2 separate regions of the Homo sapiens genome follow, and region 1 is linked to region 2. The links are chromatin loops, found by intact Hi-C in ENCODE. Cell type or tissue: dorsolateral prefrontal cortex. All regions are shown on one strand. Links, peaks and the distances in the headings refer to the core of each region. The heading gives the core; the rest is flanking DNA. Region 1 overlaps LMTK2 (lemur tyrosine kinase 2). Region 2 overlaps TECPR1 (tectonin beta-propeller repeat containing 1).

Region 1 (15,576 bases), core at 1-5,000, 72 kb after region 2:
ATGGGTAAGAACGAGATCGCTTCTACCTACATGAGCTGGGTTCATTCTGCCACCTCCTGTCCTCCTTAAGTTTCACAAACTCGGCAGCCTCTCTGGACTGTCCCGCCGGTGCTGTGTGGGGCGTGCACCGCTGACGCAGGTACCCACCTGTGCAGGAAGTGCAGCTTGTGCATGGCGGCCAGCCCCGCGGCGACCTCGCACGCCATCCTCTGCAGCAGCATGGTCTGTGAGTCCCCCCGCATGTGCTCCTGCTCGCTGCGCAGATACGCCTTCAGGTCACCCTGCAAAAGTCAGCCCGTGTGAGTTTCCAAACGAGCCACAGGAATAAAGTGAGCGCTTAAATACGTGCCTCGGTGAACACTAACTGTTAAGATTATTTATTAGAAACTTCTTTTGTTCATACTTAAAGAAGTTCCAACCCAATACTGCGAAAGTATAGAACACTATTATGCTTTTAGGAACATTCTAACTAGTTAACATCTTTGTCACATAAACACATGGAACACAAAACAGTTTAAAAAAAGATAGTTTTGCAATGATGCACATTTAAACTAAATGCTGTGTAGAATTAGAGAAACTCCCAGGTTACCTAGGAGATGACACGGAGAGTGTAAGAAATGGTGCCACTCACACTGCCTGTTCTATGGACTCCAGGCGGCCCCTGGGCAGTGAGCGCTTCATCACGAAGGCGCCGTGGTTACTGCCAAAGCTTGGAGGAGCAATGGAGCGGGAGAGAAGGAAAGAAAAATGGGTGGGAAAGGAGAAGTCCAGGTAGTGCAGCAACAACTGTTTCAGGTCTCCCCCAGCTTCCCCAGGACCCTGGGCTATCCTGAGACGGTGAAGAGAAAGAACATTTCAGCCACTCCAGAAAAACTCACCACGTTAACAAGCCTACTCTTCAAAGGGGAGCAACCTGAGCAGGAAAATAAACAAACTTACAGTCAGATGCCCAGCACATGGCCATGACACTGCAGGGCTCCCCAGGCCTCCTCCAAGACTTCCCTGTGTTACGCTGTCTTTATTTCATGATTTTCATTTAGGATACTATGTTTTTGGGAGTTTACCGTGTATCTGTTATGGGGAACACCTTCTGAGGGAATAAAATCTTCCATATTCTCCTTACCATATGATTAAATATTTATTGATATGATTTCATTCCAAATTAAAGTTTCCTCGAATCAGTTAATAAAATTTAGAAAGCAAGCCAATAGCTTTCAGTGTTCTTTAAATCTGAGTCAAGAAAAGACGGCTGGAGGCGGGGAGCGGGAAAAAAAAGAAAAAAAAAAAAGACTCCTGAGGAAGGGCATTTTCCTTGACCAACTAAAGAGTACATGTCTTGTAACTGTTACTGAAGATAGCCAATTTATCAAATACCTCCCAGAATAAAACCTTAAAACACAGTATTCCTTTACAAACATTTACCCACATTTAATACTGAGTACATTCTGAGGTAACTTCTAGGTCCACTCCAAGAATCTAAATTTGTTTCCATTCCCAGTTTCCAAGATCTTTACATGAGTGATAATGTTGATATTAATAGTTGCCACCATTTGTGCTTTGAGCCCTGAGCCAAGCGTTATGTTAGGAGTTTTTGCACTTGTTACTGCAAATACAATATGAGATGTTTACCAGATATGGAACTGAGGCTTAGGGAGGGTAAGAAATTTGCCCAAGGCCACAGAGCTAATAAATGGTAGGGCTGTGCTTCTACTTTTCGGCTTACCAACTAGTCAAGAAAGGTCTATTTAGCAAGTGAATTAAATCAGTATGCAGACAACATCAATGTATTTTATAAGAATGAACATAAAATAACTGAAGGTCAATCCTATCAATCTGCTGGGGTCTCCCAAGCGTCATGTGACTGCTCTGCCAGGGGAGCAGTGGTCTTCCCTCGGTGCCGTGCACCTGGCATTGCTGTCCTTCATACATTTCCTTCCAAACGTGGTGCCTTCTCCTTTGTTTCCAACGAAATTAGAAGCCACTCCAGAGGAGAAAGAGAAAACTTTTTTTTTTTTCTTGTAAAAACATATGCCCCTCCATTCAGATTAGGCTCTGTGGAGCTTGGGAGTTGTAAGGATAACAAATGATTCAGAAGACAATTAAATTCACCCAGAAAAATTCCAGCAAAAAACTCCAGGACTACAGGCAGCTGGGAGTTTCATAAGGTAGCCCATAGAGAAAGTAAACATGAAAAAAGCTTAAGTCTATCTACATTACCAATGAAATGGTAATGAAATTCTTCTGCCTAACCCCTCCGCCACCAATACCCATCTAAGGAAAAACTTACTCTCACACGAAAACATGGTTTTGCTGGGCTGAATCTGGCCAATCCTAAAACCAACAGCAGCTGCTGGCAGGCAGTGAACTGCCACCCCAGCCATGAAGGCAGAGGAAGCGCAGAGCGGGCGTGGCTGCTTCTCAAGGGTATCTAAAGTATATTCACCACACTCACTGTTCTTAAAATGTCTTCTCTCCATAATAGCCCACTTCCCAAATTTCACTCAAAGACAGAATATAATCAACAGAAAGGGATTTTACTTAAGAATAGATAAAATCAGTACATTCCAGGCAAAAATATCTTTAACCCAGGAATAGGGAAGAACATCAAAGATTACTGGAGGCCCCTGGTCATGGTTCTCATGGTTGAGACTTGTCATGGATTGTGTAGGATCCAGGGTTAGTTCTATGTTTCAGAAAGGTCCATAGAGCTCTCCTGGTACCACAGTTTAAAAGAAAAAATCAACATAAAATCTTTAATTAGAGTAAAAATGTTTATGTTAAGCAAGTACTAAAATTTGATTCATTCTATCCAAAACAGACATATTATCTGATTTATTTGTACTTTAATGGTGCTTAGTGAATAGACATGATTATTTTGGTCCATTATTTAAAGAAAAAAGCTCACCAAGAATAGCAATGTATTCTGAATTAAAATAAACATTCCTTTATCCAAGTTTTAAAAATTTCTCAGCTTCCCAAAACCCCCCAAAAAACTCCCGAAGGAAAACTTAGGACACTAGATGGCAGCAGAGCGCTACACCAAGCTCTCCATCAGCAGAGCAAGTGACCTGCAACGCCCTGGTAGAATGAGTCATTCAAACACCTGTAAATAGGTTCCTCGCAAGCCCGCTCCTCAATGCTGACATGAATGGCCAGGGAGGGCTTTATATAGCTTTTCTGCAGGACACTAGGAGCAATTAATTAATTTCAGTACTGTGTAAAAAGTCAACAAGTAAATAGCTTTAGAACTGAAAAATTAAAGTCATTTATATGTTTAATAGGATGATTCTGGGGAAAAACATAATCTTCAATAATTTTATTGAAAGGATGAAAGAATGATATAGACAGCGCAACACCCCCGCTTCTGCTAATGAAATAGAAGACATGCAGACTGGGGCAGCTGACGCCGCCACGCCTCCGCGAAGCCCGGGGCCTCGCTTCCCTCCCAGCAGCTCTCTGCCTGTGTCTATTTTTTCTCAGCACCACTGGTCCCCCCGCCCACTGGCATCCATAACCTTATACATCATCTCCTCTTTGGTTGCCATGGATTCTTCGTCTTGTGCCTTTCTAAGCTCAGTCCTCTCGAGAGTCCATCTCTTCTCTCTGCTCTGGCCCCAAACACCTCCCAGGTAAACCCAGCCCTCCCCTCCCCAGCCCTCCACTTCTTTCTCCTTTCCGTAGTTAAACTCCTCAGAAGCCTGGTCGGTCCTGGCTCCTTGTTCAGGAACCCCTTGCCACCATCAGAAGCACTTGCATCCACCATTCAGTGGCAGCTGCTCTCGCCAGGCCTATCAAGGAGTGACCTGCCCACTTCTCCCCAAGCACAGCTGGTCGGGTCTCATCTCACCAGCATTAATGGAGACCGGCCCGTTCTTTCCTTGCTTAAACATGTTCTTCACCAGCCTTCGGGCACCGCAACCTCCTGCGTTTCTTCTTATCCCACTGGCCGCTCCTTCCTCGGCCCCCCCACTGGCTCTCCCTCCTCTCGTTGATCCGTAAGGACCCTGGAGCTCCGTCCTGGTCCTCAGTCCTGGGGGCGCTCCCCGACCAGGGGTTTCAGCCACCCCATGGCTTGAAAGCCCATGCCTCACGTACAGCTCTCTGGCCCAGCCCCTCATCTCCTGACTCAACTTCCCTCCCTGTATGCCTAAGAGCCCTCTGGCACAAACCTCTGCCAGTCTCAGTAAGTGGCATCGCCGTTTTCCAAGTGCGTCAGACCAAAAGTGAAGATGTCATTTGTGAGTTCTGCCTCTAGGCAGCCACATCCAACCCGTCACCAAGTTCTGGGTCTGTTTTCAAACTACCTCCCATGCCTCCGCTGCTGTGGTATTGGTCCCAGCACCACCCCACCTTGAGGACACACCTGCGCCAGTCTCCCTGCGGCCTCCCTGCATCCATTCGCCTGAGCAGCCAAAGCCAGTCCCTGAAAACATAAATCCAACCGTGATAGCCTGGGTTCCTCCCTGCTGTTTTATTTCCTTGTCTGTCTCTACCACTAGAAAGCAAGCTAGACATGGCTAGGACTCCGTCTAGTTCCCTATTGTGTCTCTAAAACCTAGAACAGTGCTGGGCACACAGCATGTGTTTAATATTTGCTTAATGAATGGGAGAAAAAAGAAAAAACACTTAGGCAGACATTCTAAATGATGCCCTACAGGTTAAAGTTGGGACAACTGTTTTCCCAAAGCCGCCCCACCCTATCATTTCCATTTAATAATCTAATAAGAATGAACTTAGGAGTAAATCTGAAATTTCACATTTTTACTGGGCTTTTAAATTTATTACTTCATTACTCTGGACATTAAAGCTAGCCAAAGACACTTAATTTGGGAAAATAATATTCTTTAAGTAAAATCTGATTCTCTTTGAAAGTTTATCTTTGTATAGTAAATGTTACTTTGAGAACAGAGAGTCTAAATTATTCCAAAATTCTGTTAAAATACAGTCGTGTGTCACTTAACACTGGGGATGCCTTCTGAGAAATGTGTTGTTAGGCAATTTCACCATCGTGCAAACATCACAGAGTATACTTACATGAACCTAGATGGTCAGCCTACTGCACCCTGAGGCTACAGAGGGTGGTTTCTTGCTACAGCCTAGGCTTCAAACCTATAGAGCATGTTACTGCACTGAAAACAGTGTAAGCCACTGTAACACGATGGCAAGTATTTCTGTATGCAGCCTTGACCTCCTGGGCTCAAGAGACCCTTAGACCACACTAAATCTATATAAAAATTTTGTCTTTCTCAATAATATACCTTAGCTTACTGTAACTTTTTTACTTTTTAATTTTTTAAAACTTTTGAGTCTTTTTGTAATAACACTTAGGTTAAAACAAAAACACATTGCACAGTTGTACAAAAATATTTTTCTTTATATCCTTATTCTGTAAATTTTTCTATTAAAAGTGTTTTTCTTTTTAAACTTTTACAGACAACAGTGAGGCCCCCATCAGCCTGCCCAAGCACCATCGGAGGGCGCCAGAGAACCTCTGCTGAAATCACAGCTGCCACTCCGTGTGGCTCCAGCGCTCCAGCTACAGGTGCACACCTTGGTTATAAGCAGCGATGACCTGTCACTGCAGCAACAGGGGAGAAAGAAGACAGCACCTAGGAGCAGTGTGGCCACACACATGGGGAAGCAGTGCTGATGGAGGAAATGCAGGGGAGGGAGAGCAGGCACCAGGGAAGACCGGAAGGGCCTGGCCAGAGGCAGCCGAGGCAGACTCAGCAAGGGCCAAGGCCGTAGTGCCCGGGCTGCAGCCAGGCGTGGGGAGGGCCAAGGCCATTGGCAGGGCCCCAGCACAGGGCCGGGCACTGGAACAGGGCAGACGCAGGGACTGGGAACGTACCCCCGACCCAATCACCCCCACACCTCAACCCATGCGGTTGTCCAGCACAGGCCTCCCCTCTGCTGGCTCTGGTCAGGGACCCCATCCACCTGTGCCCCCAGCTCTCCTCACGCCTGTTCCACCGTGACTCTGTGTCCCCTCTCCTCTACATGAGCTCCTTAGGGGCAACGACACGTCATCCATCTTGGTGTGCCCGGTGCCTGAGGAGAAATTGCTGAACTGAGGTGCCCTGGTGCATGGGGCTTATTAATAACTACATTCATAAAGAAGAGCTGCCCATTAATTAGGCATTTCTGCACCAAAGAGGCCAATTCTAAAATGGAGGCCTCCCGCTGGTAGTGGCATTAAACCACCTGGTATAAAAGTACACAGGGCCGGGTCATTCCAGCACTTTCGGAGGCTGAGGTGGGAAGATCACTTGAGACCAGGAGTTTGAGACCAGCCTGGGCAATATAGTGAGACCCCATTTCTATTTTTAAAAACAATAGAATAAAATTAGAATAAAATCAAGCCACCCGTAAACACACTCACTTTGGCACTGGTAACTCTGCACCCTCAGGCAAGTCCATCACCAACCCTGACACACGCAGCCTGGGTCTGATTCTTCAGCCAGTCCCTTCCCCTCTCTCGGCCTTGGTTTCCTCATCTGTAGACTGAAGCTACTGCTATGGGTCTCACAGCGTTGTCAAGACAACTCACTCGATGGGAACATACATCAAATGCCCAGCACTGGGCCTAGCCCAGAATGCTCAGAGCTTCCTCATCGTACTCCCCGTTGTGGGCAGTGGCCAAGGTTCCTTCCAGGTCTAAGAGCCCATGGGTCTAAGCTCCTCTGATTCTGCCCCCAAGTCACCGCTCTTCATGAGAAACAGAAGAGCCCAAGTCCCACAGAGCAACGCACTACTGTCAAAGGACAGCCAGCGGATGCCCTCCCCTTCTCCACTGCGAACTGCCTTCAGAAACAGTGGACATCCTTCCCCTTCTCCACTGCGAACTGCCTTCAGAAACTGACTCCATGTTTTACTGGCTGAATTTAGTAAAGGAGCTCAGGATACAACATTCAAGAACACAGTATCATCTGCTCCGGGGCCAGGTGATGGAGCTGAAGAAATTGCTGACCAATAAGAAAGACTAGGATGTGGCAAAGGTTAGTCTACATCCTCCTTTTTCTCTCCCGGCTGGCAGCCTGGTCTCCAGCGTGCTTTGTTCTCTGTCCTTACCCCTTCCACTTGAGCCTTCCCAACAGACCCAGCTGGCCTCGCCACCAGGGCACAGCATCCCCTGTCTCCACACTGCCTTTACAAAGCCTTCCCCAGTGATCCTGGTTAGGACTCCCGTACTTCTATACGCACTACCCAAGCTTTTATTTAATAATTAGAATCAATCAATTTTAGTAACTAAAAATGGCCACCACTTACTGAGCATTTTCCTTGTGCTCGGTAATCTCATCCATCATCTTACTTAATGGTCAGGGCAGTTCTAAGGGGAGACAGTATTACTGCCATTTTACAGAAGAGGTTAAGGGATTTTCCAAGGTGATAAACCAGTGAGTGGCAGAATGAACATCCGAGCAGGCAAGTCAGGGGCGGGGCTTATTCACTTCTGTGTTCCTTAAAGCACCAGGCAGCTCCCGGCACTTCGAATTTGCTCAATCCATTTTTGTTGAGTGAGTGATCCTTAATCAAAAGTCTCATTGCCTTGATATTCACGTGAGAGCGGCGTGTACCTGCCATGGCAACAAGTTCTATAAAACACCCTACAGTCATCTCTCGGCTCCTCTCATAAACATTGTCACCGTCAGCATTGCAAATCTGTGGCTGCAGGCCAGCTACAAAATGCACTCAGAGGAGTTTTCATTTACTTTCATAAAAATTCCATGATTAAGTGCCTTTTAAAAACAGGCTGGTTAATTCCATCTTACAAGGAATTAAGTAAGTGCAAAAATATTTTCTCCTTTCTACTTGGGAGATGTTATCATTGGGCATGATGACTGCAGGATGACGACTGAAAAGGCCACTGTTCATTCAATCGCTCTTGACCTGCTAAGACAGGCAGCGATAGCCGGTCCTTCACCGTGGCCACAGCAGCTTTTTACAGAGCCCAGACCGCTGCCCTCTGTGCCCTTTGTGCCCTTTGTATTGCGGCCAGGGGGCAGGTCCTGCCTTGGGTTATGCCCCTCTGATCAGAAAGGCCTGTTTCTGGGCAGGTTTTGGGTCATCCAGGCTGGGAGCTGGGCTCAGTGTCAAAGAGACACTTTGGTGTGTCCCATGGGACAACCCTCGGTCCCTTCAAGTAGATGCCCTCTCTGGCTCCCTGGGCTGGTGCTACCTGACCGTTCTTGCCACACGGTGGGAGCCCGGAGAAGCTGGACTTCAGTGCCAAGAACCCTGTCAGGCCCCTAGTCCTTGCTGCTGGAAAACCTGTTCCTTTTCAAGTTTACGAGAGCCCAGAAGTGATATGTACGAAATTGCCCAAGGAAACAATGTGACCTCCCACTGCTGGACAAGTTGGTGGCACCCTGTGTTTATGACCTTGACTCTGATATATGACTGGCCACGCCAAGTGATAACCAAAGATTTCCAAAGGGCATCCTAGCCTCCGAACATAGGTAGCACCTGACATGGCACCTTAAATTGTGGGAGGTAATTATCCATTTTTTTCTACTGGGGTAAAAAAAAATGCATAAAATACCATTTGGCATTGTAACCACGTCTAACTTTACAATTCCAGAGTTAAGTACATTCTTCTTGCTGCACAACCATTACCACCAGCCCCCTCCAGAACTTGTTCAACTCACAAAACTGAAGCTTTGCATCCATTAAACAACTCCCCATTTCCCAGCCCCAGCCCACCCCTGGCACCCACCTTTCTACTTTCTGTCTCTAGGAATCTGACTACTCTAGGTCCCTCCTGTAAGTAGAATTACCCAGAACTTGTCTTTTTGTGACTGGCTTGTTTCACTTCCCATAATGGCCTTAAGGTTCATTCATGCTGTAGCCTGTGTTGGAATTTCCTTCCTTTTAACAATCCTCCATTGCACAGAGAGAGCAGATTTGGTTTATCCATTCACCCATCGATGGACACCTGGCCACTTCCACCTCCCAGCTACTGTGAATAGTGGTTTCGATAATAACCCATTACTGTGAATAACGTGTGCAAATATCTGCCTGAGGGCCTGCTTTCACTTCTTTTGTATATATCCCCAGAAGTGGAACTAGCTGGATCATATGGTAATTGTATTTTTAATTATTTGAGGAACAATGATGGCTTAAAAAATTTTATTGATCAATGTACCATTAGGTGGGACGCTTAAATTAAACAAGCTATTAGCTCTGCACTGCCAGTGGAAGCTTTTGATGGCGACCAGAGCTCCTCGGGATGTTCAGGAGTGACCGTCCCCGAGTGACTTAGGAGGGTCACATAAAATGTGTTTCATGAAGTCACATCTGCTCATTCTAGAAGGCTGTATGCATAATATTCACCCCAAAGTATAAGAGCCAATCAAATTTAGGTAAGTTAATATGCTTTGAATACTTAGTCTAAGTATTTGGATAACATGTATTTAAGTCTGAGCTCTAAATTTGTTGGGGAAAAAATTATAAGGATGCTGAGTTAAAGAACAGATGTATTTCTTATATTTTCATAAAGATGTCTGTACAATGATAAAGATACAGAAATACTCTAGATCAACACTGGGTCATTTATGGTAACATAAAGGAGTTATTCCACCATGTTTTTGTGTTTCTTTATAAAACTGGTTAAATTACTAGTCCCAAAAAGGACAGCTGCTATAAAAAATACATTAAAATAGCATTAAAACAAAGCCCATCTTCTGAACCCATTCAGAAGAAAACATGAAGCGGAGTGGACAAGGTCTTTGACCATTGTATGAAAAAACTAACATTGTCTACTGGAACTTTCAAGAACGCATGCAGAAGGGCAAAGAAGAACTGGAAAATGCTAAAATATATGAGATAGTTTTCCAAGCCACCTCCATCAGCCGGGAAACGGGCAATTGTCAAATAGATGCTGCCTCCGGCTCTATTTCTGTGATGGTCACTCACAAAGACTATGCCTCAACTGTTATTTATAATTAATATAAGGAGCTTAGGGACCAAAAAAGGCAACATGAAACAGCTCAGAATAGCGGGCCTCTGACGAGCAGACTTGCCTTGTCACCTGAGGGCGCATCTCTGTGTCCTAACTTTTTTTTGTTGATGCTGTGTCAGTGCCAAAATCACCTTCCATGGGTCACACAGAGCTAGACTAAAAGGAAGCTATTTTTATATCACAATAACCTAAGATCATAAATTTTATAACTCTGATCATATCGAGATCATCAAAACCGATTATATAATAATAAGCAATAACACCCTGAGAAATCCCAGCGAGAACTCCTTCCTCTTAGTTCTCATGCCTCTACTAAATAATTGATCCTGTGTCACCTCTCACTGGGCGACCTGGAGGACAACGAGCACACTGAGTCTCGGTATCTCCAGGTGCAGCATGCTGCCTTACTTCAGTTAAGTGCCCAATGAATAAGCATCCTCCACAATGGCAGAGAATATGGGGTGGCCCAGAAAAGTAGGTTTAATTCCAGTTTTCCTTACATGGAGAGAGAGCTCTAGGAGTTTCCAGCTCCTTTGGGGCAGGATTAAAATATTAATTTTAGACTTTGTTAGGTTAAAAAATGTGCATGCTGTAATTTCTAGTGCGACCACACAAAAAATTAAGAAACAAATATCTCAAGTCCAGACTTGTAGATGGGGAAAATTGAAACAAACAAAAAAAATTGAGAATCCCAAAGAAGAACAGAAAAAAAGCAAAAAAGAAAAATTGTAACGGGTACAAAAAAGAATACCAAATAGGTAGATAAAATTACAAATATCTCACTAATTACAAGAAACGTAAATGAACTACATATTCCATTTTAAGTGACCACGATTGCAAGATTTAAAAATTTTTTAACAACAAACTATTTACAAGAGGTGTAAACCAGAGAAGAAAAGGATTGACAGAAATATAATTTGACAGGCAAATTCCAACCAAAAGAAAGTTGGTCTAACTATATTAGTATCAATAAAACCAGACTTTATCTTTATTAATGCTTTTAACCTTAAAGAGAGCCCCTTCATAATGATAGAAGGTTGAAATTGTAGGAAATTATACCAACCTTAAATGTTCATGCCTACATAACAGGGCATCAAAATGTAAAAACAACCAGAATTATAAGGAAAATCTTTAACTAGAGCCTCTCTCAGTAACCAACAGAAAACTGACTCAAACCCCCTCCACACTCCTTCCCCCAAATCAGAAGATATGAGAGATTTAAACAACCTCACAAACTTGACCCAGAGGCCATGAAGAATGCTTTAAGGAACAACATCAGAATACACTTTCTCTTTTTTTCTTTTCCAGCATCTACAGGCACGAAAAAACACTGATCCTAGAGTGAAGATGAATGCAGCCCAGAAGAGAGCCACAGTTGACTCAAAGCCAACACCTAAGATGAGTGAGAACTACTTTGTTGCAATGAGCCACAGATATTTGAGGGTAACTATTACATAATCCAACAAAAGCTAATGTTATCAAGTTTATTAATCAACCACCTCTGCCAATGAGAGAAATACTCGAATCACACTTAGGAATTAAAACAAAAAATCACGATGCTTACTGTTCTTTATTTAAACAGATGAAAATATTATTTGAATTAACTGGGAATTTGTTTTGGGGTACTCCTATTTTTCTATGCACAGCCATGGAAGTTTCAATGTTCTGAAAACTGAGATGATGCAAAGAAATCAATTAAAACCTGACTCATCCAATTAACAGCTCACCACTGTTTTTGGAAGATAACAATTACATGCTAAAAATGGGCTTTTAAAAAAGATGAAATATTCTGCATGCGGGAAAAGATGTTTAGAGGAAATTTCACATAGAAATTACTACTGAAATTATTCATGAAACTGCACAAAGAACAATCTTTCCAACTGTCCAATAAATAATATTATCATGCTAAGAAATAAGGTTTTTAAGAAAATAAATCTAACTCTTTAAACATATAAATGTCACATACGTTTGCTATTTTCAGATGCTGACGGATGAGGAGTACTCTAGGTAAAGCGATTCTTGGGCTCTCTCAGGGGGTTAAAGTGTTTCAAGATGTTTCAAGCCTGGTTCACGCTCTTAGGAGGGCACATCTAGACCCAAGCTCTGGCTCTGGCTGTGCTACACACTTGATCCACACCATGGCCATCACATGGAAAGTATGGACAAATATTGGTACCTAACTCTGGAGTTTGTTATCATTAAGTGTGGTAAGGCAACTAAATAGCTTAGCACAGGGACTGCAGTGTAACAAACCACTATGTAAGTGTCAGTCAACACTATCACCATCACCAAAGGGAATAAAAGTAACTCATCATAAAGTTCTTCAAGTGGGGGACAGACATGAAAGCAACCCCTCATCCAGCATGTCCATCTGTCAAAAACACTTGAATACAACCTCTGGAATACTCGAACTTGAATTCCTTCAAGGAACTTACCAAGTCACAGAACTCAAACACCAGGAGGTAGGGAATCGCTTCTACGCACTGTCCAACACACTGAAGAATATTTGGATGCTGAAGAATGCTGGGAAAAATAAAAGCCATAATATTGTTCATCAGGAAGCATGATAATAACATTATTCAAACAAAAGCATACTAATAAAATTATTCAAATAGTAATCCAAATTTTTTCATAATAATTTATATAATATTTACATAAATGACAGGCTAAAAAGATCACGAAGATTATACTTAAAAGGTGTATACTAAGTTATCTAGCAAGTAATTCAAAGCCAATCAAGTGAATATTTTCACAAATTAAAAAAGAAATCTTAACATAAGAAACTTTAAAAATTTTTTTTCAAGAGACAGGGTCTCGTTCTGTCACCCTGGCTGGAGTGCAGTGGTGCAATCATAGCTCACTGCAGCCTCCAACTCCTGGGCTCAAGTGATCCTGCCACCTCAGCTGGCCAAATAGCTGGCATTACAGGCACGTGCCACCATGCCTGGCCTCAAGAATTTTTATCTTTAGTAATTTAAGTTAGGAGATAATATTTTAAAGCAGCATTTAAAAGAGGGCAGACTATACAGTCATCCCTTAGTACCTGCGGGAGACTGGTTCCATGAATCCCTGAAGATACCAAAATCCAAACCAAAGATGCTTAAGTCTCTTACATAAAATGGTGTCATTATCTACACATAACCTACGCACATCCGCCCATATAAATAGTCTCTAGATTACTTGTAATACCTAATACGATGTAAATGCTATGTAAAAAACTGTTATACTGTATTATTTATATTTTTTTTACTACTGCATTATTTCTTTCCATTTTTTTTTTTAATATTTTCCATCCACCATTGGTTGAATCCATGGACACAGAACCTGTGGATACAGAGGGCCAACTGTATATACAAATTCAGTAAGTATTTCAGCCAGGACAAAAAAGGGAGACCAGATCTGTACAAAAGACAGAAAAACTAATTGGGTGTGGGGACGCGCAACTGTGGTCCCAGCTCCTCGGGAAGCTGAGCCGGGAGTATTGCGTGAGCGCAGGAGGTGGAGGCTGCAGTGAGCCATGACTACACCACTGCACTCCAGCCCGGGGGACAAAACAAGACCCTGCTTCAAAACAACGACAACAACAAAACAAATTCAATATGTATTTCAGTCCAGATATTAAATAACTCAGTTTCTCCTTCAGGCTATCTAGCTTATACATTCTTTTCCATAAATTTCCACAGTATATGCAAACTCCTTTTGGAAAATATTGTGTCCAAAAGAAAATATAGTTAAATAAAAGGTATGCCAAAATAATTTTTTAAAAAACCCTTTATTTTGATACAATTATGAACTCACAGGAGTTGCAAAGACAGCAGAGAGAGGCCTGGTATACCCTTCACCCAGTTTCCCCTGTTGGTTACATCTGACACAATGACGTACAGTGCAACACCCAAACCCGGGAACTGCCACTGTGATAAAGTGTGTGCAGGGCTCCATGCCAGGTCTGCACGTGCACAGATGTGTGTAACCACCACCTCAATGGAGACTCAGAACTATCCCATCACCACAAAGATCTTCCCGCCCCACCCATGTGTACCCCTGGCAACCACTAACCTGTTCTCCATTTCTAGAATGTTCTCATTCTAAGAATATTATATAAATGGAATTGGTATAGTATGTGACCTTTTGAGATTGATTTTTTCACTCAACATAATCCCCCTGAGGTCATCCAAGGTGTTCCATGTGTCAATGGTTCATTTTTTTTTTTTTTTTTTTTTAATGTGGGAGCAGTGCTCCAGGAAATGTGTACTGCTTTGCTGAACCACTCACCTACTGACGGACATGTTAGTTTTTCCAATTGTTAGCAATTACAAATAAAGCTGCTATGAACAATCATGCAAGGGTTTTTGTACGGAAAAAAGTTTTCACTGCTCTGGAATAAATGGCAAGGGATGCAACTGCTGGGCTGTATGATGTGACGGTTAATTTTGTGTGTCACCTTGGCTGGGCCATAGTGCCCAGGTATTTGGTCAAATATTATCCTTATTATGTTTCTGTGAGGGTGTTTTTTGATGAAATTATTGCCTGTCTGTATCTATCTATCTATCTATCTATAATCTACCTACCTACCTACCTACCTACCTACCTACCTACCTACCTACCTACCGAGACAGGGTCTCACTCTGTCATCCAAGCTAGAGTACGGTGGTGTGATCATGGCTCGCTGCAGCCTTGAACACCTGGGCTCAAGTGATCTTCCTGCCTCAGCTTCCTGAGGAGCTGAGACTACAGGTGCGTGATGCCACCATGCCCAACTAATTTTTCTGATTTTTTCTACAGACAGGGTCTCACCACATTGCCCAGGCTGGTCTTGAACTCCTGGGCTCAAGCAATCCTCCAGCCTCAGCTTCTCAAAAGGCTAGGATTATAGACCTGAGGCACCGTACCCAGCGGATGACTATTTAAATCGGTGGACTTGGAGTAAAGCAGATCCTGCAACAATGGTGGGCCTCATCTATCAGTTGAAGATCCTAACAGAACAAAGACTGACCTCCCCCACAGAAGGAAGAACTCTGCCAGCAGACAGCCTTCAGCCTTAAACTACAACATCGACTATTCCCTGGGTCTCCAGCCTCCTGGTCCACCCTGCAGACTCTAGACTTTCCAGCCTCCGTAACTTCATGAGCCAATTCCTTTAAAAACATCTCTCTTTAGATATACATGTACATACACATCCTATTGGTTCTGTTCCTCTGGAGAATGCTAATATATAACTAATGCTAATATATAACTTAACGTATGTTTTGTTTTTTTAAGAAACTGCCAAGCTATTTTCTACAGTGGCTCTATCATTTTACATTTCCACAAGCAATGTATGAGGGATCTAGTTTCTCCACATCCTTGCCAGCATTTGGTATTGTCACTATTTTTTCATTACAGCTTTTTTTTTTTTGGAGACGGAGTCTTGTTCTGTCGCCCAGGCTGGAGTGCAGTGGCGTGATCTCGGCTCACTGCAAGCTCCACCTCCCAGGTTCACGCCATTTTCCTGCCTCAGCCTCCCAAGTAGCTGGGACTACAGGCACCCGACACCACGCCCGACTAATTTTTTGTATTTTTAGTAGAGACGGGGCTTCACCGTGTTAGCCAGGATGGTCTCAATCTCCTGACCTTGT
Region 2 (15,613 bases), core at 7,191-12,190:
ATCTTTGTTTTGTTGTTGTTGTTGTTGTTGTTTGTTTTCCTTTTTGAGACAGGGTCTCGCTCTGCTGCCCAGGCTGGAGTGCAGTGGCACAATCATAGCTCACTGTAGCCTCAAACTCCTGGGCTCAAGTGATCCTCCTGCCTCAGCCTCCCAAGTAGCTAGGATCACAGGCATGTGCCACCACACCTGGCTAATTTTTTTTTTAACTTTTTATTTTTACAGAGATGGGGTCTCCCTGTGTTGCTTAGGCTGGTTTTGAACTCCTCGGCTCAAGCGATCCTCCCACCTCAGCCCCGGAAAGGGCTGGGATTACAGGCATGAGCTACTGCACCTGGCCTCTGAGCTATCTTTGAAGGCTAACTTATATTTAACACTATAGAAAGTGACAATTAAAAAAAAAAACCTTCGTCTTCCCCTAGCATTTTATTGAGGATTTTCCCACATACAGCCAAGTTGAAAGAATTATACAGTCAGCATCCCCATCCCCACCAACTAGATTCTACTATTGACACTTTACTTGCTTTATCACATATCTGTCCACCAATTATGACCTTACTTTTCAAGTTATTTGTGGCATTTGTTTTCCCTGGAGAAGTATTTCTGTCTTAGATCAGGGAGTTGGCAGTGTGTTGGAGGTAGGTGGTGGTGATTATCCTTAAATGTTGTTTCAACACCCACTGTGTGCAGAGACTATTATGGAAATGAAGAGGCTGAAGACTCAGACCTGAAAGGGACTTGGTTTTTTGTTTTTCTTTTTTTTTTTTTGAGATGGAGTCTTGCTGTGTTGGCCAGGCTGGAGTGTGGTGACACGATCTTGGCTCACTACAATCTCCTCCTACCAGGTTCAAGCGATTCTCCTGCCTCAGCCTCCCAAGCCGGCTAATTTTTGTAGTTTTAGTAGAGACGGGTTTCACCGTGTTGGCCAGGCTGGTCTCAAACTCCTGGCCTCAAGCAATCTGCCCGCCTTGGCCTCCCAAAGTGTTGGGATTACAGGCATGAGCCACCACGCCCAGCCCTATTCTGCCTTTTATAGATTAGGAAATTAAGGCACAGAGAGGTTAGTTAGCTTTTGGTGGTACAAGAAAGTGAGGATCCCAGAATGCAGCATTCTGAGATCCAGGCAGCTCTGGACTCTCTTAGTCACTGTGAAGGTGCCAGAGGGACCCTCAGTCCTGATCAGTGAGGCACGAAGGGGTCACCAGGGGTCCCAGCTCAGTTTCAGATGGTTCCAGAAAGCTGGTGTTCTGATTTTCTCATATGTTTGACGGGCCTTGGTGTCCTGGGATGGAGGGGGTCAGCTGCTCTGGGAGGGGCTCTTACTCCCCGGGCTTCCTCCATTCTGCTGGGCAGTCTCCCTCCTATTCTTTTCCCCCACTTCCTGTTATGGGAGTTTCCCAGAGCTGAGCTTTTGTTCTGCTTCCTGTCTTCCTGTTCCTCACCCTCTCACTCACTTCCTTCTCAACCTGCAATCTGTCTTCTTGGTGTTTGTAAGATATACCTTGTCCCAGCCAGGGCCAGGGGCTCCTGCCTGTAATCGTAGCACTTTGGGACGGATCACCTGAGGCCAGGAGTTCGAGACCAGCCTGGCCAAAGTGGCAAAACCCCATCTCTACTAAAAATACAAAAATGGGCCAGATGTGGTGGTGCAGGTCTGTAATCCCAGCTACTTGGGAGGCTGAGGCAGGAGAATCACTTGAACCCAGAAGGTGGAAGTTTCAGTGAGCTGTGATTATGCCACTGCACTCCAGCCTGGGAGTAGAGGAAGACTCTGTCAAAAAAAAAAAAAAAAGATGCACCTTGTCCCCAAAGAGCCTAGTTTTTTGTTTTGTTTTTTTTTGAGACGGAGTCGCACTCTGTCATCCAGGCTGGAGTGCAGTGGTGCAATCTCGGCTCTCTGCAACCTCCACCTCCTGGTTCCAGCGATTCTCCTGCCTCAGTCTCCTGAGTAACTGAGATTACAGGCACGCGCCACTGTGCCTGGCTAATTTTCACCTTTTTTTTTCAGTAAAGATGGAGTCTCACCATGCTGGCCAGGCTGGTCTCAAACTCCTGGCATCAGGTGATCCATCCGCCTTGGCCTCCCAAAGTGCTGGGTTTACAGGTGTGAGCCACCACACCTGGCTTTTTTTTTTTTTTTTTTTTTTTTTTTGCCGGTGGCAGCTGCTCCTCTTTTCAGACATGCTTCTATCTCGTGCCATCGTCACAGTCACCCGGCCGTCTGGAGCACCCGCATGGCTCTGGTATGCTGCGGGAGCACTGGGCCCAGCCTCCAGGCACCTAAATAAACTCTGCCTGTCTCCTTTTGCTCCGGTTTTTAAGTCAGACTGGCCATGTCTTCATCTGTAGGCTCTTTCCTCTCTTCAGGCCCCGGGCCAGTGTCCTGGGTTGGATCTAGGAGCCGCCCTGTCGGGCAGAGCTTCTCAGGTGATGGCCCTGGTGGCTTCATCCAGTAGCTCTGTGTTTGGCTGCCTTGTGTGTGGCCATGTGGCCCTGCCACGGTGGAAAGACTGTTCCTATCAGGAGCCAGGACTCCAGGAAGGACACCCCTGGGTGCAACAGCACTATGGGCCCTGGAGGTGGGGCCAGGGGTGGTCAGTGGCAGAGCTTAGCAATAGCCTTGGCTATGCCTACAAAGCACAGAGAAAGAAGAGAGAAAGGGCTGGGTGCAGTGGCTCACGTCTATAATCCCAGCGCTTCGGGAGGCCAAGGTGGGAGGATCGCTTGAGGCCAGGAGTTCAAGACCAGCCTGGGCAACATAGCGAGACCCCATCTCTACAAAAAAAATTTTAAAAATTAGCCAGGTACGGTGGCACATGCCTGTAGTCCCAGCCACTCAGGAGGCTGAGGCAGGAGGATGGCTTGAGTTCAGGAGTTCAAGGCTGCAGTGAGCTATGATTGCACCACTGTACTCCAGTCTGGACAACAGAGCAAGATACTCTCTTAAAAAATAAAAAAGAAAAGAAAAGAAAAAGAAAGGAGTAGAGAATGGCAGAAGAAGAGAGCCGGGGGAAGAGGAGGAAGGAGTCACTGAGGGCGCATGAAGAAAAGACCCCTACGTCCCTGAATTCACATGGTCACGTTGGCTCTCAACGTGCCCTCATTATGCCCAGATAGAGGCCAACATGGCGGGGAGACCTGCCCACTCTGGGGAAGGACCCCTGGGGAAGTAGTGGGGTAGTTATATCTTTCGAGATTCAACTAAACCTGTAAGCTTTCATTGATTCTTTTGAAAACAAAGATCTGGCCAGGCATGGTGGCTCAAGGCTGTAATCCTAGCAGTTTGGGAGGCCGAGATGGGAGGATTGCTTGAGACTAGGAGTTTGAGACCAGCTTGGGCAACATAGTGAGACTCTGTCTCTACAAAAAAAAAATTTTTAATTAGCTGGGTATGGTGGTGCATGTCTGTTGTTGTCCCAGGAGGCTGAGGTAGGAGGATCACTTGAGCCCAGGAGTTCGAGGCCGCAACGAGTTGTAATCAAACCACTGCACTCCAGCCTGGGTGACCGAGCAAGACCCTGTCTCTACTTTTTAAATTCTTTTTTTTTGAGACAGGGTCTCCCTCTGTCACCTAGGCTGCAGTGCAGTGGCACTGTGTCTGCTCACTGCAACCTCCATCTCCCGGGTTCAAGCCATTATCCTGCCTCAGCCACCTGAGTAGCTGCGACTACAGGCACACACTACTGTGCCTGGCTAATTTTTGTATTTTTAGTAGAGATGAGGTTTCACCATGTTGACCAGGCTGGTCTTGAACTCCTGGCCTCAAGTGATCTATTTTTAAATTCTTTCAAAAACAAAAAAGAGACCGGGCGTGGTGGCTCATGCCTCTAATCCCAACACTTCGGGAGGCAGAGGCAGGTGGATCACCTGAGGTCAGGAGTTCGAGACCAGCCTGTCCAACATGGTGAAATCATGTCTCTACTAAAAATACAAAAATTAGCCAGGCGTGGTGGCGTGCACCTGTAGTCCCAACTACTGGGGAGGCTGAGGCAGGAGAAAACCTGGGAGGTGGAGGTTGCAGTGAGCCAAGATCCCAAGATCGTGCCATTGCACTCCAGCCTGGGCAACAGAGCGAGACTCCGTCTCAAAAAAATAAACAAAAAAAGAAAGAATAAGCAGTTGGCCACGCGCGGTGGCTCACGCCTGTAATCCCAGCACTTTGGGAGGCTGAGGCAGGCAGATCACAAGGTCAGGAGATCGATACCAGCCTGGCCAATGTGGCGAAACCCCGTCTCTACTAAAAATACAAAAACTAGCTGGGTATGGTGGCAGGTGCCTATAATCCCAGCTACTTGGGAGGCTGAGGCAGGAGAATTGCTTGAACCCTGGAGGTGGAGGTTGCAGTGAGCCAAGATTGCGCCACTGCACTCCAGCCTGGGTGACAGAGTGAGACTCCATCTAAAAAAAAAAAAAAAGAGAAAAAGAATAAATAGTCACAGTAGAAGTCTCCCAGGTTTCACATGACTCTGATGTCCCCTGGGCTGGGAGCCTGAACGCTGGCCCTCGTCCTCCTGCCGCAGGTTACCTCCAGCCGCTGCCATGCCCAACTCAGTGCTGTGGGCGGTGGACCTCTTCGGGAGAGTGTACACGCTGTCCACAGCAGGCCAGTACTGGGAAATGTGCAAGGACTCCCAGCTGGAGTTCAAGCGCGTCAGCGCCACCACGCAGTGCTGCTGGGGCATTGCCTGTGACAACCAGGTCTACGTGTATGTGTGTGCCAGCGATGTCCCCATCCGCCGCCGAGAGGAGGCCTATGAGAATCAGGTAGTGACCCTCATGGTTGGAGTTGCCGAGCGGGTCAGTTCGCTGGGTTATTGGTTAAAATGATGAACCACAGAAGGGAAATAGAGGCCCCAGATTCCCCACCAGTTCCTGCCTTCATTTCCTTCCTTGTACTTAAAATCTGTGTTGCTGCCAGGCGTGGTGACTCACGCCTGTAATCCCAGCACTTTGGAAGGCTGTGGCGGGCAGATCGCTTGAGCTCAGGAGTTTGAGACCAGCCTAGGCATCATGGTGAATCTCTGCCTCTACAAAAAAAATACAAGAATTAGCAGGGTGTGGTGGTGTGCACCTTTAGTCCCAGCTACTTAGGAGGCTGAGGCAGGAGGATCACTTGAGCCAGGGAGGTCAAGGCTGTAGTGAGCCATAATCGTGCCCTGCACTCCAGCCTGGGCAACAGAGCAAGACCCTGTCCCCCTGCACCCCGCCCCTCCAAAAAAAATTCAAGTTGCATAGTATCCAGGGTCTTTGAGGCTGAAGCCACTATTGTGTCCTCACCAAAGCAGTCTGGCCAGGTCCCCACGAGGGCAGGCTCCAGTGGTTTCTGGGAGCCTAGGACAAGGTGTGCCCTCCACCGCCTGCCCTGCTCACAGCGCCGTGGCTGGCAGGAGGTTCTTTGCCCTTTGGGGCTGTGCTGATGTACTTGCTGGCTCATGATGAAGTGGCATGGGGGTCCCCAGTTGCTGGGTCCCACACAGGCCCTCTGCTCACTTCCTATTCTGGAGATCAATGAGGGGGTCGGCTGGGCAGGGTCAGCTGGTCCTGGAGATGCCTGGCCCGCCTGGGTTCCCGCCCAGCAGGCTTGGGTCCAAGGCCGCCTCTGTGTCCCCGGCCCTCAGCGCTGGAATCCCATGGGCGGCTTCTGTGAGAAGCTCCTGCTGAGTGACCGCTGGGGGTGGAGTGACGTGAGTGGGCTCCAGCACCGGCCGCTGGACAGGGTGGCACTGCCCTCGCCGCACTGGGAGTGGGAGTCTGACTGGTACGTGGATGAGAATTTTGGAGGTGAACCCACTGAGAAAGGGGTAGGTGAACTTGGGACCCTCCATGACTGCCCTGTGGGGAGGGGGTGCCTCCCGCCTGTCCCTGCTTCTGTCCCCTGCACCCTGTGGTGCCTGAGCTCGGGTGTTTCAGGCCACACCCTCCCTCCCCACCTTCCCCAGCTCTTCAAATGCCTTCCCCGCAGAGCCTGAGAGCCCCTTCCTTGGTGTTTCAGGGGTGGACGTACGCCATCGACTTTCCCGCCACCTACACGAAAGACAAGAAGTGGAATTCTTGTGTGCGGCGCCGGAAGTGGATCCGGTACAGGAGATACAAGTCCCGGGACATCTGGGCCAAGGTCTCTGTTCCTGAATGTGGGTTGGGGGCAGGATAGGGCCAGGACAGAGTGTCACATGCAGCCTCCTCTCCACCTTCCCCACCTGTGTGCACCAGGGGACACCACGCCCACCTCGGGACCTGGCCTTTGAGCTGTTTCCTGTCCCGGGAACACCACGACACTGCGTGTCCCTTCACTTGGGAGATAGTCACACAGGGAGCCAGGCCAGGCCCAGGACAGCACAGAACTTGCCCTGACCCTGGTGTCCAAGCTGCTCTGTCCCAGACTGAGCCTCCATCTGGCACTTTGTCCTCCCCCTCAGCCAAGGGAGGCACCTCTGGCTCTAGCGTTGCTCCATGACCCAGAAGAACCTCCCAGCTTAGGGAGCACAGCACTGGACCCAGGTCTTGGCGTGGCCTCCAATGAGTGGAGGCCTCCCTGGGACATACAGGGCTGTCAGGTGGGGCTGCCCCTGGGACTGGGAGAAGCCAGGAGACCAGGGAGCTGGCCCTATTTTTTTTTCTTTTTAGAGATAGGGTCTCGCTCTGTTGCACTCTGTTGAGTGCAGTGGTACAGTCACAGCTCACTGCAGCCTGGAACTCCTGAGCTCAAGCAATCCTCCCACCTCAGCCTCCCTAGTAGCTGGGACTACAGGCATGCACCACCATGCCCGGTTAACTTTTAAATTTTTTGTAGAGGCTGGGTGTGATGGCTCATGCCTGTAATCCTAGCACTTGAGAAGCCAAGGCAGGTGGATCACTTGAGGCCGGGAGTTTGAGAACAGCCTGGCCAACATGGTGAAACCACGTCTCTACTGAAAATACAAAAATTAGCCGGGCAGGGGCCCCCACAGTCCTGATGCTGCCTTCCCTGTGAATTAAGGCAGCTGCAGGCTGGGCTGAAGAATGGAAGTCCGGATGGCAGGCGGGCGGGAGGTGGGTGCATGCCCAGGTGCCCACTGGGCGCTGACTGCTACCATTTCTCACTTCCTTCCTTCAGATCCCCTCGAAGGATGACCCCAAGGAGCTGCCCGACCCCTTCAACGACCTCTCTGTAGGGGGCTGGGAGATCACGGAGGAGCCTGTGGGCCGCCTGTCAGTGTGGGCTGTGTCTCTGCAGGGCAAGGTAAGGCCAACCCCTCTCCCTGCCCTGGCTCCCCACGATCCCACCTCCTGTGGGTCCTGTCCTGTGCACCCCCTGGGTCTTGCTCCTCCCCGGAGCCCCGGCCCCCCCACCCCATGCCTGCTCCTGGCCTTTCTCTCCTCCGAGCCCCCAGCGTGCTGATCAGTGCCCAGCCTCAGCTCAGGCACATCAATGCGGCCTCCTCAAGACAGTTTCTGAGCTCCCTGCTGGTGCCTCCCACAGTCTTCAGGAATAGTGTGGGGGTGGGTGTGTGGGTGACAGAAGGTGTGCCACTGGACGGATGGGTGGTGTGTGGGCAGAAGGATGGATAGGTGGGTGTGTGGATGGATGGGTGGATGGGTGGGTGTGTGGGCAGATGGATGGATAGGTGGGTGTGTGGATGGATGGGTGGATGGGTGGGTGTGTGGGCAGAAGGATGGATAGGTGGGTGTGTGGATGGATGGGTGGATGGGTGGGTGGATGGATGGATGGGTGTGGGTGGATGTGTGGATGGATGGGTGGGTGGGTGTGTGGATGGGCGGATGGGTGTGTGGATGGGTGGGTGAGTGGGTGGGTGGGTGTATGGGTAGATGGATAGGTGGGTATATGTGTGGATGAATGGAAGGTATGTGCAGATGGACAGATGGGTGGGTGTGCGGATGGATGGATGGGTGGATGGATGGATGGATGGGTGGGTGGGTGGATGGGTGGGTGGGTGTGTAGATGGATGGATGGGTGTGTGCATGGATGGATGGCTGTGTGGGTGGGTGGGTGAGTGGGTGAGTGGGTGTATGGATAGATGGATAGGTGGGTATATGTGTGGATGAATGGAAGGTATGTGCAGATGGACAGATGGGTGGGTGTGCGGATGGATGGATAGATGGGTGGATGGATGGGTGGGTGGGTGTGTGGATGGATGGATGGGTGTGTAGGTGGGTGGGTGAGTGGGTGAGTGGGTGTATGGATAGATGGATAGGTGGTTATATGTGTGGATGGATGGAAGGTGTGTGCAGGTGGACAGATGTGTGGATGGATGGATGGATGGGTGGGTGGGTAGGTGGGTAGTGGATCTGTGGCTGTTTAGAGAGAGGCAATCCTGTCTCAAGGAGTTTGTGAACTAAGCAGAGGAATCGAAGCAGCCCCTGAGGGCAGCAGAGGCCCCGAGGGTCCTGAACTCAGGGCGCTGACACTCGAGTCATGGCTTTCTGTTGCACAGCAGGATTCTTCAGTCGCTCTCACCACGCATTGACCACAGCTCCCCAGTGGGCTTAGCAGTTATTCAGAAGTTGCCAGTTTTGTCGCAGCCCCCCTCTGCGGCCACGTTGGCCTGGGAACAGGCGAACACAGTTGCTTCCTCAGCCCTGCTGAAGGGCGGTGGCGAGGGGCCGGGCAGAGTGAGGGAGCTGCCCCAGGACTGAGCCCCCATCGGGGGGCCATGGCCATCTGGATGCAAAGAGAGAGAGGGGAGAACAGGGGCTGCAGAGCAGCGTTTGTGTCCTGGAATGTCGGCCGTGAGCTGGTGCTGCCTGCACCACACCTGTGGTCCATGAGAGGTGGCACCAGGACCTGGGCTTCTGTAGAAGCTGGGGAGACAGATGGGCCACCTGCTAGCCGAAGGGAGGCTCCTAGGCCTGGTCCTGCAGGGCCTGCTGTAGGGGGATGGTGGCAGGATTGGGAGGCTGGGTCCCCTGTCTGAAGACAGCCCTATGGGGAGGGTCCCTTGCCCTTTCTGGATCACGAAGTGACATGTAGTCTCCCCCAGCTAAAATGAGCCAAACAGTTCAGACGCTCTGAGCACGTTGCTCCCAGTCTTAACCATTCAGTGAAGGAAAAAAGAACTGACGTCTTAGATAGTTTATGAATGGGAGTTGGAGCCTCCCCTGGAGCCGGGTGTCCTGAGAGCACATCGCCACAAGGGGGCATGGGACACACGGGCTGGCCAGAGTGGCCGGAGACCCACATGCCTGAGACTGGAATCAGGTGGTGGGTGGGTGTCCATGAGTGGGCTGGGTTGGGGGCATCACCCCAAACAGATGAATGGAACAAGTGTATCCCTCAGGACCACCGGAATCCAGGGTTTGCGTTTTTTGGCCGGGGTAGGGGGCAGGGAGTGAGATCTGGACGGTCAGGGGACATGGGTCCTACCCCCTACCACACCGAGACCCCCGTGCTTGGCTGGTGTGAATGAGTTGATGCAGGTGCTGTGTCCCTGTCTTGCCTCCCAGGTGTGGTACAGAGAGGACGTCAGCCACTCCAACCCCGAAGGGTCCTCCTGGTCCCTGCTGGACACCCCCGGGGAGGTGGTTCAGATCAGCTGTGGGCCCCACGACCTCCTGTGGGCCACACTCTGGGAGGGACAGGCCCTGGTCCGGGAAGGAATCAACAGGAGCAATCCCAAAGGTGGGCAGCCCGGCTCCCCCACCCACATACCCTGTACTGGGGAGAAGGGTGAGGGTCACTCGCTCCCCAGCTGTCCAGGCTGATGGGGGCCACTGGGGGTTTCTTGGGGGCCCGGTAGGAAGTTCCTGGTCCATCGTGGAGCCTCCTGGATCTGAAAACGGGGTCATGCACATCTCGGTGGGAGTCAGCGTGGTCTGGGCTGTCACCAAGGACTGGAAGGTAAGATGGGGATGAGGCTGGGGGATCACTTGAGCCCAGGAGTTGGAGACTGCAGTGAGCTGTGATCACACCACTGGACTCCAGCCTGGGTGACAGAGCGAGACCCTGTCTCAAATTAAAAAAAAAGAAAAACCCAGGCCGGGTGCAGTGGCTCACGTCTGTAATCCCAGCACATCGGGAGGCCTAGGTGGGCAGATTGCCTGAGGTCAGGAGTTCAAGACCAGCCTGGCCAACATGGTGAAACCTTGTTTCTACTAAAAATACAAAAAATTAGCTGGGCATGGTGGCGGGCACCTGTAATCCTAGCTACTTGGGAGGCAGGAGAATTGCTTGAACCTGGGAGGTGGAGGTTGCAGTGAGCCAAGATTGCACTATAGCACTCCAGCCTGGGCAACGAGAAAGACTCCGTCTCAAAAAAGAAAAACCCATTAGAACAAATCCGGCACCAGCTGAGCACCATGCATTGTTTGTTGCTGAAATTGTTGCCAATCTCCAGGACGTTTTGTGCCGTAAAATCCTCTTCCACCCACACGCTGGTACCCAAATGCAGCAACTGCAAGTATCACCTAATAGGCTGCAACATTTCGAAGAATCGGAAGCGAATTTCCTGAAGCCCTTGATTAACCAAGCGCCTCCCCATCCTCTAGTCACTGCTTGTCTTTTGCATCTTATCAGCGGCAAGTCCAATAAAACCAGCCGATTTCCGATTACTCACAGGGTTTTTCTTTTGTTTGTTTTTTTTGAGACGGAGTGTCGCTCTGTCACCCAGGCTGGAGTGCAGTGGCGCAATCTCTGCTCACTCCAAGCTCCGCCTCCCGGGTTCACGCCATTCTCCTGCCTCAGCCTCCCTCGTAGCGGGGCTACAGGCGCCCGCCACCACGCCCGGCTAATTTTTTGTATTTTTAGTAGAGATGGGGTATCACCGAGTTAGCCAGGATGGTCTCGATATCCTGACCTCATGATCCGCCCGCCTCAGCCTCCCAAAGTGCTGGGATTACAGGCATGAGCCACCGTGCCTGGCCAGTCACAGGGTTTTTCTAACTGCTTGTCAAGGGGGTTTCCCTGGCCCGGGGGATGGACGGCCCACACGTCTGCATCTGTATCTCCAGTGCTGAAGCTCTCAGAGTCTGAGGCCACTCCCAGCCCACAAAAATACAGACCAGACTGTCCCCCACATTGGATCCTGGTCACCCCACTTCCCAGAGACCACAACTTCCAAGCCCCTCTTACAGCCATGTGTCACTTTCTTTGGATTAAATGGGCAACATTGGATTTCTTTTTTTTATTTTTTAATTTGAGACAGAGTCTCGTTCCGTCACCCAGGCTGGAATGCCGTGGCCCGATCTCAGCTCACTGTAACCTCCACCTCCTGGATTCAAGCGATTCTCCTGCCATGGCCTCCCAAGTAGCTGGGGTTCCAAGCGTGTACCACCACACCTGACTAGTATTTGTAGTATTTTTTAGTAGAGGCAGGGTTTCACCATGTTGTTCAGGCTGGTCTCCAACTCCTGACCGCAGGTGATCCACCCGCCTCAGCCTCCCAAAGTGTTGGGATTACAGGTGTGAGCCACCGTGTCTGGCAGCATCTCAGGCATTCTAATAGCACAAGGTCTCCAGTAGGTCTGAGACTAACGGGGCCTCCCAGGCCACCATGGAGAATGTATAAGAAGAGCCCTGATGGAATGCCGGGTGGCGGGGTGGAGCATGACCAGCCGCTGAATCACAGAGCCACAGACAGTCTGGGAAAATCTAGTGGGAGTGTGTGTATTTTTACACGTCGACATGAAAATACTTCACTTTAAGTATTTCTTGAAGTACTAAGAATAGACCCAAAATAGGGGTCTTGTTTTTTCTAATAATGAGCTTTTTAAAAACTAGTTTTCCTAAATAACAGTATTAAGGCCGTTGTCTTTCACAGGGACCAACTCAATTCAAATAAAGTAGCCTTTTCCAAGCGTTAGGCTGGAGAATGGGCAGGAAGCTGCCAGGACACATGTGGCTGAGGCCAGAGGACCCTCAGCCCTCGTGGGACAGTGCCAGGCACAGGAGATGCGGTCAGGGTGTGGGAAGAGCGGCGTGGATCACGGATAAGGGCTTCCTCGCTAAATGATGTACCACTGCTCATTTGCGACGTGAACCAAAGGATCAAATTATTCACTTGTTCTCCCTGAGGCTTAAACGAACGAACCGTCTGTTTCAGTGGCCCTCCAGGAAGGCATGTTTATTTCTGACTCCCCCAGGTGTGGTTCCGAAGAGGCGTCAACTCTCACAATCCCTGCGGCACCAGTTGGATTGAGATGGTTGGTGAGATGACGATGGTGAACGTGGGAATGAACGACCAGGTGTGCACGTGGGTCTGCAGCCCCTAAACAGCAGGGGTCTCAGAATGGGGGCTCCTGATGCCACCCAATAGCCTAGTGGCCGCTTCCCACTGTAGGAGAGCCCCCCACTCCATTGTACTGAGCAAGAAGTTCTTTCTGAGGTGCCAGGCTTCCCTCTGCTGCCACACCCTCCTCCCACCCCCCCGGTGGCACAGCACCCAGAGGCCAGGGGGAGACAGGCACCTGCTAGTGCACAGGGGTGCTGAACCCAAGGCGAGCCTGCCAGGGCCAAGGGACAGAGACGCCACAGCCTACCTAGCCAGGCCACCTAGGCCCTTTAGCAAACCTTACTTCTTGCCCAAAGGCAGAGAGTAGGATGCCTACCCAGAAACCTTTTCCATGGAAAGTGAGGTCAGAATCAGGGAAGTTACTTTACATCTTAAAAAAAAAACACCACGGCCAGGTGTGGTGGCTCACACTTGTAAATCCCAGCACTTTAGGAGGCTAAGGTGGGAGGACCACTTGAGCCTAGGAGTTTGAGACCAGCCTGGGCAATATAGTGAGACCCCATCTCTACAAAAATTTAAAAATTAGCCAAGTGTGGTGGTGTGCACCTGTAGTCCCATCTACTCAGGAGGCCAAGGCAGGAGGATTGCCTGAGCCCAGGAGGTCAAGGCTGTAATGAGCCATGCATGATTGCACCACCGCACTCCAGCCTGGGTGACAGAGTGAGATCCTATCTCTAAAAAAAACCAAAAACATTCCGGGCACAGTGGCTCACGCCTGTAATCCCAGCACTTTGGGAGGGTGAAGTGGGTGGATCGCCTGAGGTCAGGAGTTTGAGACCAGCCTGGCCAACACAGTGAAACCTTGTGTCTACTAAAAATACAAAAATTAGCTGGGCGTGGTAGCACGTGACTGTAATCCCAGCCACTCTGGAGGCTAAGGCAGGAGAATCGGTTGAAGCTGGGAGGCGGAGGTTGCAGTGAGCCGAAATCACGCCACTGCACTCCAGCCTGGGTGACAGAGCAAGACTCCATCTCAAAAACAAAACAAAACAAAACAAAACTTAGCTGGGTGTGGTGATGGGAGCCTGTAATCCCAGCTACTTGGGAGGCTGAGGTAGGAGAATCACTTGAGCCCTGGAGGCGGAGGTTTCAGTGAGCCAAGACTGCGTCATTGCACTCCAGCCTGGGTGACAGAGCAAGACTCTGTCTCAACAACAAAAAACAAAGACAACAAAACCAGGACCACCTCTGGGTTCACTGGGGGCATCTGCTTCCCACCAGAGGGCACACGCAAGACAGGGAGGCAGGTGAACCTCATTTCCTAACACAGCGTCCCCCAGCCCCGCCACTTCCCGTGGACCTTGTCACCTTGAAACCCTGGGTCTGCCTGAGGTCAGGGAGACGGGACCAGGTCGCAGCTTCTCCTGAGCCCCCTTCCAGTATTTGACTTCTGTGCCCACCACACAGCCCCAGCATGGACCTTCCCAGCCCACACACACCTGCACATGGAGGACCCTGCCTGCATTTTGCACCCCTAGGAAGCGAGAAGAGCCCCCGGGCCTGCGCCCAGATTCCTCGGAACACAGCCTCTCTCTTCCAGGTGTGGGGCATTGGCTGTGAGGACCGAGCCGTGTACTTCCGGCAGGGTGTCACCCCCAGCGAGCTCAGTGGGAAGACCTGGAAAGCCATCATCGCGGCCCGAGAGTGTGACCGGTCACACTCTGGCAGCTCGTCTAGTCTCCTCAGGTGACTGGGGGTGGCAGGGTGCGCAGGAGTCAGGCTGGGATGGGCCGTCTGAGCCTAGGTGGTCATGTCCAGAAGAGGCTGCCACCTGCCCCACTGGGTCCCAGGACTTGTCCCAGGCAGGAGAAAATGGGTCTCCACTCACAAAAGCCACAAGAGCCGAAGCCCTCCTGCCTCGGTCCCACAGAGAGGAGGTCCTGGGGGCAGCCTGGGGTGGCCACTGGAGGTGTTTGACATACTCTGGGCTGCTGGTGGCGGCACCTGGGAGCAGGGTAAGGCTGGGCTGTCGTGATGGAGGTAAGGCTCGACCCTGAGCTGGGTTGTCCCATTGGGTCCGAGGCTGAAGATCTGGGGCAGAAACAGTTTCTCTGGGGTGGAAGTAAAGGCCCTTCTGTCCAGGGGAAACAAGGACAAGACAGAGGGTCTCTGCCCAGCCTGCAGCAGTGGTCTCAGACTCAGGCATCGGGGTCTCCTGGAGGGTTTGTTCAGACTTTGATCTCCGGGTCTTACCCCGAGTTTGTTTGAGACTTGGTATTTCTCACCAGCCCCCAGGTGATGCTGCTGCAGTTTTGGGGCTGCACCTGGTGGTCCGTGGGTCTAAAGAGCATGGACAAGCCCCAGCTCTGCCCACCAGCCGTGAGAGCACAGGCAGGCGACTCAGTGGATGAGCTGGGGACATCTCAGCTCTGCAGCGGGCGTGTCCACATCATGGGCATGGATGGAGATGGCGCTCAGGGCCCAGGCTCTGCAGCCGTCCACGTTTCCACCTATAGCTGTGACCCTCCCTAGCCCCTGGTCCACACCCCTCTGTGCCCTGAGCCTGGTGGTTGCCACCCTGCCGTGCTGTCAGCCCAGAGGCCCAGGGAGGACAGCCAGGGCAGGCGTTTGCTCATGTGTCACCTGAGGGTTTAGTCTGCTCAGATGGTGTTTTTTTTTTTTTTTTTTTTTTTTGAGACAGTCTCACTCTGTCATCCAGGCTGGAGTGCAGTGGTGTGATCATGGCTCACTGCAGCCTCAAACTCCTGGGCCCAAGTGATCCTCCCACCCCAGCCTCCCAAGTAGCTGGGATTACAGATGTTCACCACCACACCTGGCTAATTCTTGTATTTTTAGTAGAGACAGGGTTTCCCCATGTTGGCTAGGCTTGAACTCCTAACCTCAAGTGACCCTCCCACCTCTGTCTCCCAAAGTGTTGGGATTACAGGCGTGAGCCACCACACCCCGCCAGCTGGTAGTTCTTTTTTTTTTTTTTTTTAGACGGAGTCTCACTCTGTCGCCCAGGCTGGAGTGCCACGGCGCGATCTTGGCTCACTGCAAGCTCCACCTCCAGGGTTCACGCCATTCTCCTACCTCAGCCTCCCGAGTAGCTGGGACTACAGGCACCCGCCACCACACCTGGCTAATTTTTTGTATTTTTAGTAGAGATCAGGTTTCACCGTGTTAGCCAGGATGGTCTCGATCTCCTGACCTTGTGATCCTCCCGCCTTGGCCTCCCAAAGTGCTGAGATTACAGGCGTGAGCCACTGCGCCTGGCCCCAGCTGTTAGTTCTTAAACTGGAAAGCACATTAGAATCAGCTGAGAAGCTTCAAAAACTACAGATGCCAAATCTTTATAACTTTGAGGTTAGCGATAGCTTCTTAGATATGACACCAAAAGCACAGGCAATGAGGAAATACAGATAAATTGGACTTCATCAGAATTAAAAACT

What was found. Peaks named below come from ENCODE experiments on the same cell type or tissue, not always from the same donor. Only the 100,000 strongest peaks of a DNase experiment are listed, where the experiment ranks them.
Region 1: a loop joins it to region 2, with 2.1 times the contacts of the local background. A loop is called at or near these places in 9 of 110 quality-filtered maps.

Annotation. Positions count from the first base shown.
Region 1 is chr7:98,156,246-98,171,821 of GRCh38, reverse strand. It overlaps LMTK2 (lemur tyrosine kinase 2), which reads right to left. Exons shown (of 14, transcript NM_014916.4): 6 at 12,397-12,484; 7 at 148-281. Among named protein-coding and RNA genes, the nearest start is that of BHLHA15, 47 kb to the left of the region's middle. RefSeq lists enhancers at 5,248-5,763, 5,764-6,281, 7,557-8,065, 8,066-8,575. In dorsolateral prefrontal cortex, for the core only: CTCF peaks have their summits at 2,805 and 3,006 (motif pointing right); DNase peaks (open chromatin) are centred at 3,061 and 3,451; H3K27ac peaks cover 1,631 bases.
Region 2 is chr7:98,235,070-98,250,682 of GRCh38, reverse strand. TECPR1 (tectonin beta-propeller repeat containing 1) reads left to right here. Exons shown (of 26, transcript NM_015395.3): 3 at 4,518-4,761; 4 at 5,616-5,798; 5 at 5,990-6,112; 6 at 7,091-7,216; 7 at 9,439-9,613; 8 at 9,732-9,832; 9 at 12,073-12,174; 10 at 13,762-13,907. The coding sequence starts at 4,537. Among named protein-coding and RNA genes, the nearest start is that of TECPR1, 9.4 kb to the left of the region's middle. RefSeq lists an enhancer at 9,015-9,917. In dorsolateral prefrontal cortex, for the core only: a CTCF peak has its summit at 9,116 (motif pointing right); a DNase peak (open chromatin) is centred at 9,132.